2 separate regions of the Homo sapiens genome follow, and region 2 is linked to region 1. The links are chromatin loops, found by intact Hi-C in ENCODE. Cell type or tissue: PC-3. All regions are shown on one strand.

Region 1 (8,000 bases):
TCTTCTGACTGGTGAATTTCTATTCACTCTTCTAGCCCCAATTCTAATGCTACCATGTAAGGACACCCTGATTCCCTCCTGATGGTGTTGACTATTATTTAGGATGCTTTCATCCTTTTTACAAGTCTCTGTTAGTAGCACTTGTCAGATTGTTCTGTGTTAATTTTTCACGTATCTTCCTGAATCAGTCTATTGACACAGAGTGTCTCTCTCTTGCTGGGGGCTGGAGTGCAATGGCACGATCTCAGCTCACTGCAACCTCCACCTCCCAGGTTCCAGTGATTCCCCTGCCTCAGCGCCCCCGAGTAGCTGGGATTACAGGTGCCCACCACCATGCCCAGCTAATCTTTGTATTTTTAGCAGAGACAGGGTTTCGCCATGTTGGCCAGACTGATCTCGAACTCCTTATCTCAGGTGATCCACCATCTCAGCCTCCCAAAGTGCTGGGATTACAGATGTGAGCCACCGCGCCCAGCCACAACACTAATTTTATTCAATTTTATGTCATCAGCGTCAAGCACAGGACCGTGATCCATAGTAAATATTGAATAATTGTTTAATAAGCAAATGAACATGTAAACACACCATACAGGGAGCCAGTGTTCTGTCTTTTTATAGAGCAAGCTTTTTACACAATTATGTATATTGTACTAGAGAAGTTTGCCTGCTTGCCTGCCTGCCTCCCTTCTTTTCTTTCTTTTTTCTTTCCTTTCTCTATCCTCCAAGCATTGATTGAGTGCCTTCAGTATTTTAGGTTCTATGTAAGGTGTCAGATGCATTGAGAAAACTAAAACGTTGCCTCCCTCCTAGAAGTGTTCTCAATTTTAATGTGAAGGAAAACAGTAAAGTAATAATAAACTTTGGGTACCAATAGTTTCACAGGAACCCCCTCCATGGTTGTAATTGAACTGTTGAGTTGTCCTCTGCTCTCTAAAGGTCAACTTTTGAGATGAGCTTTGAGAGCAAATGGAGACCTCCTTATAGTGCCTTGATACATTAGCATGTGCAAAAACCATTGATAGAACCAATGTCTCAGTTGTTTCTGGAGAATAGTATCTGATGTTGAGGATAAAAAGTGCATTGTCCTGAAGGTCCACATGCCTGGGTTCTAGTTCTAGCTTTGCTACTAATTAGCTATGCCCTTGATTCAGTGATTCAATCTATTGCATATCTTATATCTGTAGATTGAGGGTGCTGGTCTAGACTCCAGATCAATGAATCTCAACTAACAGTTAAATTACAGGATTCAAAAACATGTATACATTAAATTTATATTTGACATAAATATACATTTATATTTATAGCTAATAAAAATAATTATCTATTGGACATTATTTATTGGATGACTAATTAGGAAACATAATTTTATATGTATGTGTGTGTATATATATATAAAACTGTTTCCTAATTAGCCATCTAGTATATATAGTGTATGTGTATATATATATACACACACACACACACACACAGTGTGTATGTATCTATAGTGTATAGCATATAGTGTGTATATATGTAGGTATGTATATATAGTGGATAGTGTATGTGTGTGTATATATATATATACACACACACAGAGACACATATATATGTATATATGTACAATTTCCACCAAAGAGTCACTAAGTTAGAATCACCCAGGGGAGGCCAGGCCATGCATTTTTAGCAAAAAGCTTGCCAGTGATTCCGAGAGACACTGGCCTGAGCTAAATCTATTTTCCATGATATCATGATATATTTGAGGTCTCTGGGCCTCTACTTCTGTCTGTCTGGCAGGCCCCCACCCTCATGGAGCTGTGGAGACTCTCATCCCACTCCAGTCTTTCTCCTTTAATAGGCTGTGAGAACTAGGAACATTGTTTCAAGAAACAATCAGATCAGTAGCTGACATCATAGGTCTTCCTGAAAGAAAGGAAAGAGATGCAGAGCAGAGATAAGACCAAAAAAGTCCCCAAATGCACATGGGCTGCTGGTAATCACAGCTAGCACTGAGGCTATCTGCAACTTCTTGAACTTTAAGAGGGACCCAGTCATTCTGGTGTCCTGACTCCCAAGTATTTATTCTCTGACTGAGGCATAAAGATCCGGGTGAGCTAATGCATCAACCGATGAAAAATGAACAATTAAAACAATGAAGTTGTCGGTTCTTTTACCAGATTGCAAATAAATAACCTGCCTGTCAGACTGGCTGCTCTGCTGGACCATTAGTTTAATACAAAGACATTCTGAGGAACGGGTGGATGACAGCTGATCTATCACCCCAGTGGTTCCAGGCCTTTGATAAAGACCTGAGCAAAAAATGCTGTCATAAACCACAAAAGGTCAATCCCAATTTGTGGGAAGCAAAGTATTAAATGAAATTTGAATACACCCCTCTGCCCATCATGAAAGCCATAGGCTTTTTTTTTTTTTTTTAACCGGCAGGGTGTTGGATAGTTCTTTTAACAAACCGAAACACTTTTCTTTCTGCATATGCTTATTTAGCTTGTTAGAGACATTGTGCTGGTATATATGGCCATGGAGTTTGTAATTGCCACAGTGGAGGGAATGTGATCTTAGACTCCACAATGTATCTTCTTGCCAGGCTGAACAGGGTCTTACTACAAGGTGGTAGTAAGACATTCCATGCCATGGCAAATACTAAAACAGTCCTAATTTAACAAAAAGTCAATTCATTGCACTTTCTTATATGTGCTATGTCTATATGCCATCGCATAAAATATTTGCCAGCTAGAAATATTGTTCATTGGCAATATTAGATAAAGCCATATATAAAATAATTCAATAAGGATATATTATTGAAATTCTCTAGTTAATATCTCATTTGTCTTTAAATTTGATGGAAAAGTAATCACCTTTCAGAAGTCACCTTGAAGAAAATAATTATTATTTCTCAGAAGCATAAAATACAATTATAAAATTTACCCTACAGTTTACAACTAGGCAAGGTGCAATATTTATGAAGATTAACTAATTTCTTTCTCTAGTTGACTTTGTCTCAACTTGAATCTTAGCAAAGCTGATCCTCAATTTTTATCGAAAATCAATGAAATTACTGAGAAGTCAACAAATCAAAACAATAAATTTTCCCCTTCCAATTTTTTGGGGTATTTACCTATATTTAGGTTATATCTTCATAGTCAAAATGTTTATGTTCTACCTAAGTCAAAACAGCACTATCTATTTATTCGTATTTTTTAGTACATTAACTGATTAATTCAGAGTAAAATGTACCTTTAATATGGAGAAATACCTTAAATCTATACAGATGCTATCAGTAGAGGTTTTGTGGTCATTTAGTTGCCCAGAATGATTTTAACTAGGAAGAAGTATCAGCTACATTACTTCAAACTGGTTTGACCAGTTCTTCCTGTGGCCTGGATGGCTAATTAGGAAACGAGATGAATAAGAAATTAATGTAAAGCTTTTCAGGCTGATTTTCCTACCCAGCAAGTTAAACCACAGCTTTGCCTGTTATCTGCCTTTGTGATCTCTTCAAGGTTATATAATACTGTACCTCTCACTTCCTAAGAAGAAGCCCTGAGAGACTGGAAAAAGCTCAGAGCTCATTTCTGAGAGTAACCTGGTTCTGTTCCTGGTTTTGTCACTTATTGGCCAAGTCATTCATGCAAGTGATTTAGTGTTTGCTTATCATATTATATGCACAATAGCAACTGCTTAAAGAAAACTTCATGCAAAAGGCACATGCTGTTATCTAGATAGTGGGGTGCCCTTAAAGTCTTTTCTTAAAAAAACAGGGCAGTAATGTTATACAGACCACTAAAGGAAGCAAGTAGTTTCTGGTCTACAGACTTCTACTGTGATCTACAGTTAGTCCTTCGTTTCTCTAAGTTTTACCTTGGGAAGTTTTTCTTTTTAATTCACAGGTCTTCTTTCTGAGTTTCCTTTTTCATATCTCTGGAAGTCTCAAGCTGCTTTCAAAATGTTTATTGGCTCCTGACCTTATCCCAAGAATCTTAAGTCCTTTTCAACGTGACATTGTATTAAAACTTTTCTTTTGCATCCATTAACTAAGTAAAATTTTAAAAATAATTGGTCATAATTTGTCCATGTATTTTTATGTCACATAGTTTTTAAAAATATCATATTTGTATTCATGTCTATAAAGAGTTGTACATCAGGCTATTGTTAAGAACACTACCCACATGATAACATGGTCTGTAAGAGATGAGTCAGAAGCTACTTAAAATAGTTGAGAATACAGAGGTCATGGCAGGCTGAATAATGGCCCCTCAAGATGCCCATGTCCTAATTCCTGGAATATGAATACATTACCTTACACAGCAAAAGGGACTTTGCAGATGTGATCAAGTTAAGCATCGTGAAATGGGGAGATTTTCCTAGATTATTTGAGTAGGCCCAATGTGATTATGAAAGTTTTTATAAGGAGATCAGAGAAGAGAGAAGCTAAGCTGCTGGCTTCGAAGATGGAGAAAGATGTCACAAGCTAAGGAATGTAGGTGGCTTCTAGACACTGGAAAAAGCAAGAAAATCTATTCTCCCCTCAAGCCTCCAGAAGGAACATAGTCCTCCCCAATAACCTGATTTACATTTCTGACCTTCAGCATCATGAGATAATACATTTATATTGTTTAAAGACACTAAATTGTAAATGCATATTAGTGGTAATTTACTGCAGCAGCCATAGGACACTGACACAGAAATGTTTATAAGAAATCACCACTAAAGAAATTATTCATGCAACCAAACACCATCTGTTCCCCAAAAACCTATTGAAATAAAAAACAAAATAATAAAAAAAAAAATATTGCCACTAAACATGGGAATTTCTGCAGGTGTATATCTGATAATATGCCAAAATATTATCATAATTATAATTCATTCTGCTTTTTGATAGAACATCACTATACTTCGTGTATATTCTGTAGAGTTTTGCTTAATCTGAACCTGCTGAAAAAATGTCGTCATTTGATTAATAAATTTTCTCTAATGTTGAAAGAATAAAAATAATTTAAGAAGACCCAAAAAAATGTTTATAACAATCTAACACGCATATATACCTTTGCCAATGTATCCTTAAGAATCATGTCAGTAACTCCTATGTACCCAGTGTTTTCCCTGTGGAATTGTTTTCTCCTCCCTACTCTTTCTTCCTCTTCTTCCCCTTATCTCTATGTATACTTTTTTTTTTTTTTTTTTTTTTTTTTTTTTTTTGAGATGGAGTCTCCCTCTGTCACCCAGGCTGGAGTGCAGTGATGCAATCTCGGCTCACTGCAAGCTCCACCTCCCAGGTTCATGCCATTCTCCTGCTTCAGCTTCCAGAGTAGCTGGGACTACAGGCGCCCGCCACCACGCTTGGCTAATTTTTTGTATTTTTAGTAGAGACGGGGTTTCACCGTGTTAGCCAGGATGGTCTTGATCTCCTGACCTCGTGATCCCCCCGCCTCAGCCCCTCAAAGTGCTGGGATTACAGGCGTGAGCCACCGTGCCCGGCCCATCTCTATGTGTACTTTTACACTCTATCTAGTGTTTTGGATGTCAGTGAAGTAGTGATCTCCTCAGAGAGAATATCTGGAACTAAACACCTCCATCCCACCCCTGCCAGTCTAAATTGGGGTCCCTGATACTATTTTCCTCACAGCAGCCTGCACCTTTGTCACTTGTTTAAATTAGCTATTAATTTGAATGATTATTTAATCGTGTTTCTTTTCACTATTACAAGTTTCAAGGTACAAGAATCATGCCTGGTTTTGCTCACTGTTGTGAACCTGGCACACAGTAGGTATTCAGAGAATATTTCTTGGCTGAATGAAAAGATTCAGAATTCTTCATTTCTTGTAAGATTGACTGAAACTGTGTACTACAATGTAGTCCATCTAGAAGCATGAGACAATAAACTAACAAGAGTGATTGTTTTTGTTACTTACCATCTCTTGCAGAGAACATGAAGCCATCAGGCTTTGATCTCCTCTGAAGTCTCAAAGTCATTAGTATTTAGTTGGGTAATAATTGATGGACAATTTTCATGATGACTATCTAATATAAGAAATACTGTATTCTCAAAAATTATTTTTGGGTAACATTCAGAATGTTTTTTCTTGCTTTTATGTCTTTATTTTCATTTTCATTTTATTGCTTTGCAAAACAAATTGTAAATTCCTTCAGTAAGGTTTGAAAATCCACTTGAGAACTGACTGTAATAACCCTAAGAGGTCAAATTGCTCAAGAGTAAATTATTCCTATATTCTACAACTTTGATTCCTCTATATTTCAACTCAAAGCTAAAGATGTGCCTGGGCTCCTTTTGGTATGGAGAAGTGATTAACATGTGTGACTAGTTTCATAAAGCCCCAGACATTGGGAATTAATGAGAATATGGATAAATTTTATTTACATGTGTTTCTGAAACTTTACATCAAATAATTTCAATGTTCGTTTTTAAGAAATAATTTTCTCTGAATAGCAGATACATGTAAAGATGTTCTTCAAATGTTAAACAATTTTTCTCAATAATTTTGCTGATGTTTTCTATGTTGCTTGTCCAGCACCTTTGTTGAACAGTTGATTCTGATTTTTAATTATAAAGGTTTTCATGGAAAGGAAATAAATTTTGCTGAGGCACTATGAGATTCCTATACGTTACTATTTCAACTGTGTTACTCCTCATAAAAATCTGTAAGATAGATTCTATTAATCTCACTTTATAGAATAGAAAACTGAGGGTCTTAGAGCTCAAATAACTTTAATACCAGAGATCAGGTCAATGGCAGTGTTGGGCCTGCCTAACCCAAAGTTCCTGTAATTTCCTTTGGACCACACTATCTTTACTGGATACTTTCAGACCAGCACAATTTACATGACATCCCTCTCTCTCTCAAAGCACACCAGCCCAAACGTCCCTTCCTTCAAAGCCCTATGCCACTGGGCTCCATACCTCAAGTTGGGGAATGGCTAAATAGATTGGAATACTAGCATTTATTACACAAACCCTATTGTGTTCAGCACAGCCACTTTCACTTTTCAGTATAATTAGTCTCCTCAGAGCTCAGTGTTTTGTGGGCATATTTGCTATGGGAAGATCAAGTTTTATGCTCATGTATCCTGTGGCAAAAACAGATCTTCCCAATGATGGGATGAATTTGTAATAACTTTAGCTCTTGGTTTCTAAAGCTTTCAGAAGCCTCTAATGAAACATATTTCTATTTTTTTAATTATTGTTTACTGGCCTTTCATGTTAGAAACCTCCCATGAGGTAGTTCCTTTCATCAAGTCACAGTGGAATGTAGCTGATGCCCTCATGTGTTTAATGACAATGAGACAGAGGAAGTAAGAACATCACGTGCATCCACTCCCAGCTACCTCGGAAATAGCATGGTCAGTTCTCTTGTTAGCCACTTATCAACCAAACTTTCCAGACAGTAAAGCCACGTGGTGTACTTTTTGGTGTATCTGGCAAGTTCAGGATGAATACTTTATTGATAAATATTTGAACAATTAGTGACTCTTAGATAAAAAGATGTCTAGACTTAACAGCAGACTATAAAAATAACTGTTCAGATACTGAGTCAGAGTCCACCTAATGCTCTTATATTTGTGCATGTTCCAATCAAGTATTGGAGAAAAAAAGAGAATTTTTTTTTCCTTAATCACCCTGTGTTTCATCTATCACTTTGTTTTTAATGCTAAGCAAGCAACCGATGGAGTTTCTACACCACTGTTACTTTTACTTAAAGCTGTGAGATTAAATATCATTAAGGATAGTGGATGCTAAGAATACAAGAGACACCATAGGCATACAAGATCAGTAAACAAAAACATGGATGCAGTGAACAAAACAATAACGTTAATTCTTTCATGTACTCCTGATGCTAAGCGCCAAGGTAATAAGATGGTTGGTCTAATGATTATTATTCAATTTTAGGTCTGTGGGACCTAAATACCAACTTGGCTGATTTGTTTCACTGATTTTGTTTGAATTCTCATGAAGACACAACCATGAAACTCAAAATGTCTACTTAACT
Region 2 (8,000 bases), 150 kb after region 1:
GGAAAAAAAACCCTGTACATTGGACTATAATTAACGTACTGCTATACTTGCAGAGGCAAAGTAAAATGGTGAATTGGTGCAATTACCTCAATAATTCAAGCCCAAAAGTACCAAAACACTTTTATCTAGTACATCGGATTATTTCAAGCCAAATATCTGAATAAATGCCCCCATTATTCATATCATTTTGAATATATGTATACATCTGTTTTTTCTTGTGGGGGACAGGATGAGGGTAATCTTTGAATCATGTCTTCAATGTTTCCAACATAAATAGAGAGTATCATTTTTCATATTTGTTCCAAAATCCAGTGGCCTTTTTATTAAATTGAAGTTTGTGCATCAGTGGAAAAATCTTCACTGAAATATGGTACTTCCAACTGTAAATTTGGCTTGATTTAAGTGGCTTACAAGCATAACTGTACAACAGTGACAAGACACGGCCTTCTTTGTGGGTGTTGGGGGTGGGGCACAATTAGAAACACTTTTTAAATCCTTTCAGTTTTTGTTCTATATATGGAATTGAACTGTGATCCTGGAGAAAATGGTTCAACCCTGCTACAAGGGGTTATATTCAAATTAGTCCAAGACAATTGTGATATCAAAAGTGGGCTAAAATTGCAGTTATTTAAAACTCAAAGAAATACCCCCTCTTTTTTTCTGATCTTTACAAATCATATACCTATTTCAAAGCAAAATTAAACTCTTCTGATTATATTTCCTTAGCTACAGCCATGAACTGAATATAATATCAGCATTAAAATACAAATTAGTCACATTTGGAAAACAACCAACAAAAGTTTTTTAAACTATAGAAATACATATCAATTAAACTAGGCTGTGCGTAGTTAAAATCCAGTGTCTGTACTAACAAAATCTGTCAGCCCACCATCATTTATGTTTTATAATAAATATAGTGCTTAACAGAATGTGGGAATAACATTACCATGTATTGACAAGCCTATTATACTTTGAACAGGTACTACAAAGAAAGCTGTAAAGCAAATGTCTTTGTTCACTGTGAAGTCTGCATCGTAGAATAATCCCTAGAGATGAGGAAGGAAGAGTTTCAGACACAATTAGGGCCCCTTTTAAAGGGTATCCTCAGTAAAATACTGTGTATAAGTTCTTCAGCATTAGCACATGTACCCTCTCTTATGATTGCTAATAAGTCCTCTGGGCCTCTAGTCAACTTTCTGGTCTTTGCTTTAAAACCTGTCTCAACTGAAAGGCAATGAAAGGTCCCTTCAAGTCAGATAATAGGGGTGTGCACAGAAGCAGGTGAGATTGTTTCTCTCTGGTTTGATTGGTACTATCTTTGGAATTTCAGCCTATGATTTTATAGTCTCTACACTGTTATTCCATATACCTGCTTGAGTGTTAAATGGAAGAGCAGAATAGTACCTTTAGAGAAGAGATTAATACCATAAGTGTTCCACACATAGTAAATCTCAAAAGATCTTCATCGACCAGCTATGAAAGGAAGCCAAAGAATCAGAAAGAGAAAATGACAGAACGGAAAGTGGTTACGGCTTAATTTCTTGATGTTAAGGGGAAAAAATGTTTACTATTAAACTTTCCTTGTTCTAAGAAAAATTTGAGACCACTCTTTTTCTCACCTTAATTTAGAAAGGCCATATTAGAAGAAAACAAAAAACAAAAAAAACAAAAACCAAAAGTCATTTTCCAAATCATGATTTCTAAGATGCTGATAGAAAGGTTTTTATTTAAATAGCTGTCCTTTCTATAACTTTGGATCCAAAATTCTACTTCTAGGAGTCTTTCCAAAGGAAAAAATCAGACATGTGTATAGAGACTTAACTATATGACTATACACCAATTTCAACAGGAATAAAAATTGGGGACTGATTAGGTATATTATTATATGTGCATATATACAATGGAATAAAGTATAGCCATTAAAAAGACATTATTGAAAATTCTAATTTAATTGCAAGTGCTTTTTTAGTTCTTACTGTAGGCTATATTCTGGCCAGGCTGTAGCATACATTAGTGTCTGCTTTCACCAACCTCACACTCTCGCAGGAAGACAAAGATGGAAATATTTATTTATACTTGATATAAGTGTGGTAATATATTCACTGAAAGAACACATTAAAGGACATTGTGCTTCTGATTTTTTTATATACATATTTCATACATATATAGAAAGCATACTTATAATGTGTGTGAGCATATATACTCACACATTTGCATATACGTATATATAATGTGTGTGTGAGTAAATATATTTATATCTATTCACATTGTACCTGTTGGCTATTGCTGCATAACAAATCACCCCCAAACAACTATTACTTATTTCCATTCATGCATTTATTGTTACTCATGCATCACTGTAGGCCTACGGATTGGCTGGAGCAGCTCTGCTCCACATGCTCCACGTGTCTCTCCTCCTCCCTGGGATAATAAGCTGGATTGAGCATGTTCTTCTCATAGTAATGTGAGATGGACAAAAGAGAACAGAAATAGGAGGCATCTTTAGGTCAAGGCTTAAGAGTATTCAGAGAAAAAAATGCAGAAAAACCACGAGATACATAGGAAGCGATATAAATTTTCTGAGTGGTAAGATTATGTGTAATTTTTCATTTCTTCTGTTTATTTTTTCTAAAGTTTTAACAACAAAATGTACTACTTTTATAATAAAATCCAGGCAAAAACTTATTTTAAATATTTCACTAAACTATTCACAGGTTTCCTATTTCTTATGTCCTTCTCATAATTATTTATATAGAAAGGAGGCCAACTGGAGATAGAAGACCTAATATTTGATGTTGTCATTTATGTGTCAAAAAGCCATATTTTCCTTATGCGTTGCCTGGCCTGCTGTTGAATATAAATTGTGTATCACTGATAAACTTAAAGTGGTAGAGAATTATAACGCTAATATAATCCCTGTTCATTTACTTACTTTCCTCATTAAAGAAAACACACACACACAGAGAATTCCATTTGTTTACAAAAATCACAATCTTCTTAAATTTGCTTTGATTTTTGCATGGACACAACAAAATGTTTTAATATAGAAAGAAAGTACTTAACACCTTGAGTTGCTGGTATTATTTTTCAAATTTGTGGTCCTTCATCTCATAATGACACATAAAAGAAATGCTTTATGCTCATCTCTGTTCTTTGATTTCTTTACTCATGTAAGTGAATTTTTTTTTCTTTTCCTGTGGACTAGCCTAGAAAGCCTTATTTCCCTCCCCCCTCCCTTTTTTTTGGTGCCATAATTAGATTGAGTGGTAGATGTTTCTAGTGAATCATTCTACCAATTAGGCTAAAATATTAAAGACAAGTAACTTGAGAAGGAAACTCACATATCTATAGCACTTTGCAGCAGATGTATCCTATTTACTTCTTTATTTTATTGCTTAATGACTGGATCTGAAGTAATTGCACCATTTGACAGATATTTATTTGTAAAATGTGATTCATTCAGTCAGACACTTTTCAAATGATTTTCATGCCAAGTGTTAAAATTGCGTAGGCTTGAGTAGCTGTTTCAAAAGATGCAAACACACATGTTAATTCCATGCATCAAGCACATCTACTTTCGGCTCTTTTTATTATAGAAATATTTCAGTTGACAAAGAGTGCTAGTGAACAGACGGCAGGGACTTCTGGACTTTAATCAACCGCAATCACTGGCAGAGTTCAGAATTAATTTCCTAACCATGAATCACCTGCAGACAATGAATCACGTTCTAGAGAATTTTGCCAAACAAAACAAGCCATCATGCCCTATACAACTTTTGAGGACAGGGCTATGGAAACTCATTTGACTAGCACAGTTGAAACAGTGAAAGGGAAAGAATACTAGCGAATACTGGAACAAGCTATCAAAGAGTGCCTGGTGACTTTCAACTTAAAAAAGACAAAGGAAAGCAAGAGTTCAGCAAGAAAACACTCCTTTCTGAAACAACCTATCCATTGGTTGGCTTCTATCCCTAAATTCTAGCTATTGACAATCAAGATAAAGGATTTTTTGACTAGGATAGGTTCTATCCATTATAGCACAGACGTCAAAACATTTTCACCTATTCTTTAATCAAAGAATCAGAAACTTCTTATTTAGTTTCTGTTTCAGACACTGTATCTCCTTGGACAGAAATAAATGAGGGCAATTAGACAAATATTCAGATCATTCAGCTAAAAAATGTTTTTGAATGAAATAACCAAGTTATTTTTATACTTAAATTTGTGATTGTCTCAATTTTCCATTTTCTCTTCTAGGTATAGAACAAAGCACCTTTACATGCTTCTGTACACTGTAAAAAAGTTGCAGCCATAAAAAATGATGAGTTCGTGTCCTTTGTAGGGACATGGATGAAATTGGAAATCATCATTCTCAGTAAACTATCGCAAGAACAAAAAACCAAACACCGCATATTCTCACTCATAGGTGGGAACTGAACAATGAGATCACATGGACACAGGAAGGGGAATATCACACTCTGGGGACTGTGGTGGGGTGGGGGGAGCGGGGAGGGATAGCATTGGGAGATATACCTAATGCTAGATGACGAGTTAGTGGGTGCAGCGCACCAGCATGTCACATGTATACATATGTAACTAACCTGCACAATGTGCACATGTACCCTAAAACTTAAAGTATAATAAAAAAAAAAATAGAAAAAAAAAAAAGTTGAGACAAATTTCAGTTTCAAGACATGATAAAATGTTTAGCACTTTACATAACATCATCAAAATGAAAACTGATCACTTAAAAAGAAAATATTTTTATTGTCAAATTTGAATATAGTTAACTTCAAACTACACCAACAAGTAAACAATATACCACTAGGAAAAATAAAAGGCCTTGGCCAACCCAAGATATTTGACATACTTTGCTCCCATCATGCATGTCATTGCAATAAGAATAAAGAAGGAGTAGAACACACATCTTTTTGGGACAGAGTTTTGCTCTTTCACCCAGGCTGGAGTGAAGTGGCATGATCTCAGCTCACTGCAACCTCCACCCCCTGGGCTCAAGCGATTCTTCTACCTCAACCTCCTAAGTAGCTGAGATTACAGGTGCCCACCACTATGCCCAACTAATTTTTCTATTTTTAGTAGAGACGTGATTTCACCATGTTGGCCAGGCTGGTCTCAAACTCCTGACCTCAGGTGATCCACCCACCTCAGCCTCCCAAATGCTAGGATTACAGGAGTGAGCCACCATGCCCAGCCTAGAAAATGCCTATCTAGAAAAAATAATGAATAATAAGAACTTGCAAATGCATTATTACACAAATATCAGAAACTTAAACTAGATTGAACGTGTTTTCTTTTTACTGATTGATAACTTCCGTCAAATAAATCTGCCCTTATAAATTCACCCAGTGTTGGCACATAAAGAAAAAAAAAAGCAAGATTCATATCATATGGCACAGAATAAAATAATTTTCCAGATGAGCAATCAATATTTTATTTTAGACCATGAAAACAGGTATATCGGACTATAAAGCATCCATTGTGAGTCACTTTAGCCAGGCGAATGGAACACATTAACCATTATTATTATTGAGTGGAGGTAGCTGGAAGTTTTTTATTGACTCATATACCGTTTGGTCATACTATTGTCTGTCCATCACAGTGTGTTGTCTTCCAGCCTCTTAATCATTCCTTCTCATTCACTGATCGTCTTGGTGCCTGGGCTTACATTTCTTCTCTCTTCTCCAAATTCTATTATCCTGAGTGCCTGGCAAGACCTGTGTTCAGCCCAAACAAACCTTTGGTTCTAAGCACGTTGGTCTCATCTCGAATGACTTTTTCCAGTCCAATACCCTTCAGGAGTCCACCGCAATGCTGTAAATCGGAGTCATTAATCTTTATCTGAAACTGCTCCAGATTTTCTATTGCAAATTCAGAATCTATAATTATTTGACCTAAAACTCTTATTCTCTGACTGTTGCCCAGTTACTTCCCATACATTTTTTAACCTCATTTGTTTAGCCACTGTACTAAATATTATGAAGAGCCCTGTTAGTACCTTATATTGTTCTAGACATCAGATCTCCTGGAGTGAACCCAGCAAAGATGCCTGCTCTTGTGGAGCTTACATTCAAAACCCTTGACCCTTCTTCATTCTCCTAATCAACTCTCCCCTGTCTTCCTTTTCTACATAGTGTAAGTCCCATGAGCCATCATTTCAACTACTCTGTTCTTAATATCCTAACTTTTTGGCTCATTATTCTTCCATCATGTACTGGCAGAAACCCAAGTCTTGAGGAATCCAACCATCTCCCTTCTCAGCATATTCACCTCAGTGACTGAACATAATTTAGAGGAAATCACGTAACTGTGCAGATAGATGCCATACTAAGTTCATGGTCTCTGCTATAGTAACTGGGTCCTCAACATTTCCCAGAAATCCTTTCTTTTATATTTTCTTAGCTCTTTTTCTAGATCCCTTGGTGCTTATTTCAAACTAACAAGCAAGCTAAATAATGTTGGCATCCAAAGCAAGCAGTTTCAAATGAACCCACAAATCAGTCAGTAGTCCTTCCCTTATCTGCAGTTTCACTGTCTGCAGTTTCAGTTACCCACAGTTAACCATGGTCTAAAAATATTAAATTGAAAATTCCAGAAATAAACAATTCATGTTTTAAATTGCCTGCCCCTTCTAAGTAGTGTAATGGGATTTCACATTGTCTAACTCTGTCCTGCTTGGAATATGAATCATCACTTTGTCAGTTACCTGTGCTACTTGTCCCTTAGTCACTTAATAGTAATCTTCATTATCAAGAATGAAAAAACATAGTGCATAGAGGGTTCAGTATTGTCTGCAGTTTCAGGCATACACTGGAGGTTGTGATATGTATACCCCATGCATAAGGGGAGACTACTCTAACTCATGATATGACTAACAAATAATAATTGTATTAGTTCGTTCTCGCACTGCTAATAAAGTCATACCCGGGACCAGGTAATTTATAAAGAAAAGAGGTTTAATTGACTTACAGTTCAGCATGGCTGGGGAAGCCTCAGGAAACTTACAATCATGGCAGAAGGGGAAGCAAACATGTCCCTCTTCATATGGCAGCAGGAAGGAGAAGTAGCAAGCAAAGTGGGTAAACCCCTTAGAAAACCCATCAGATCTCATGAGAGCTTATTCACTATCATGAGTACATTATGGGGGTAACTGCCCCCATGATTCAATTACCTCCCATTGGGTCTCTCCCACAACATGTGGGGATTATGGGAACTACAATTCAAGAAGAGATTTGGTGGGGACACAGTGAAGCCATATCAATGATGATTATTATCAATACAGAGCATCTAGATGTGTTCTTTCACTAATCAGGGCTCAGAGAGTGAGGCAAATAGAAAAGTTTCTGAACCTTGGTTGGAATGGAACAACTAATTTTCTTTGCCTAAGTGTTAAACATTTTGTTGGGCCTAAGTTTAAAACTGAACTCCAATTCAGCAAGAATAGTTAAAATAGGAAGCTTCTCAGTGTTATGAATAAAAGAACCCACATATATAACCTTCCTGGACTGCCAGACCAGCAGGTGGATATAGCAGAAGATGATTAAGGGTGCTCCAAAACTTAACAGGGCCTTGGACAATTGTTGCATGTTTTTTGCCTTGGTTTTCCCACCTGTGAAGTATGTATAACAGAATTAACGTAACAGGGTTGTTGTGAAGATTGAATGGGAAATATGTGTAGAATGTTTACAAGAGTATCTGGACCTCATAAGTACTCAGCTATGTTAGCTGTTAGTTGCTGATTCCAATTCCATCTATAACTCTGGCTCTGTCTGTCTCTTTCCTGACACAGCAAACTTCTTAAAAACGCTTTCTGTGTTTGCAGGTTCTTTCTAATTTCTCCACCATCTCGTCACTCCACTACTCTTCTGAACCTGTTCTCATTGAAGTCATCTATGGCGTCCTTGACACTAAATACCTTAGATTTATTTCCCCGTTCTTATTTCACCTATTGGCATCATTTGACCCTAAAAACCACTCCCTTT

What was found. Hi-C counts contacts between places; a loop is a spot of excess contacts. Peaks named below come from ENCODE experiments on the same cell type or tissue, not always from the same donor. Only the 100,000 strongest peaks of a DNase experiment are listed, where the experiment ranks them.
Region 2: it touches region 1 in a loop (3-fold over the local background); 8 of 110 quality-filtered maps call a loop at or near these places.

Annotation. Positions count from the first base shown.
Region 1 is chr3:168,874,635-168,882,634 of GRCh38, forward strand. No RefSeq gene overlaps it. Among named protein-coding and RNA genes, the nearest start is that of LINC02082, 23 kb to the right of the region's middle. In PC-3, no CTCF peak of the experiment used is centred here; DNase peaks (open chromatin) are centred at 3,397, 4,217 and 7,297; H3K4me3 peaks cover 501 bases; H3K27ac peaks cover 2,705 bases.
Region 2 is chr3:169,023,339-169,031,338 of GRCh38, forward strand. It overlaps LOC107986051 (a long non-coding RNA gene), which reads right to left. Exons shown (of 3, transcript XR_001740574.2): 3 at 5,428-5,832. Among named protein-coding and RNA genes, the nearest start is that of LINC01997, 24 kb to the left of the region's middle. In PC-3, no CTCF peak of the experiment used is centred here; DNase peaks (open chromatin) are centred at 3,703, 5,573 and 6,723; H3K4me3 peaks cover 944 bases; H3K27ac peaks cover 2,792 bases.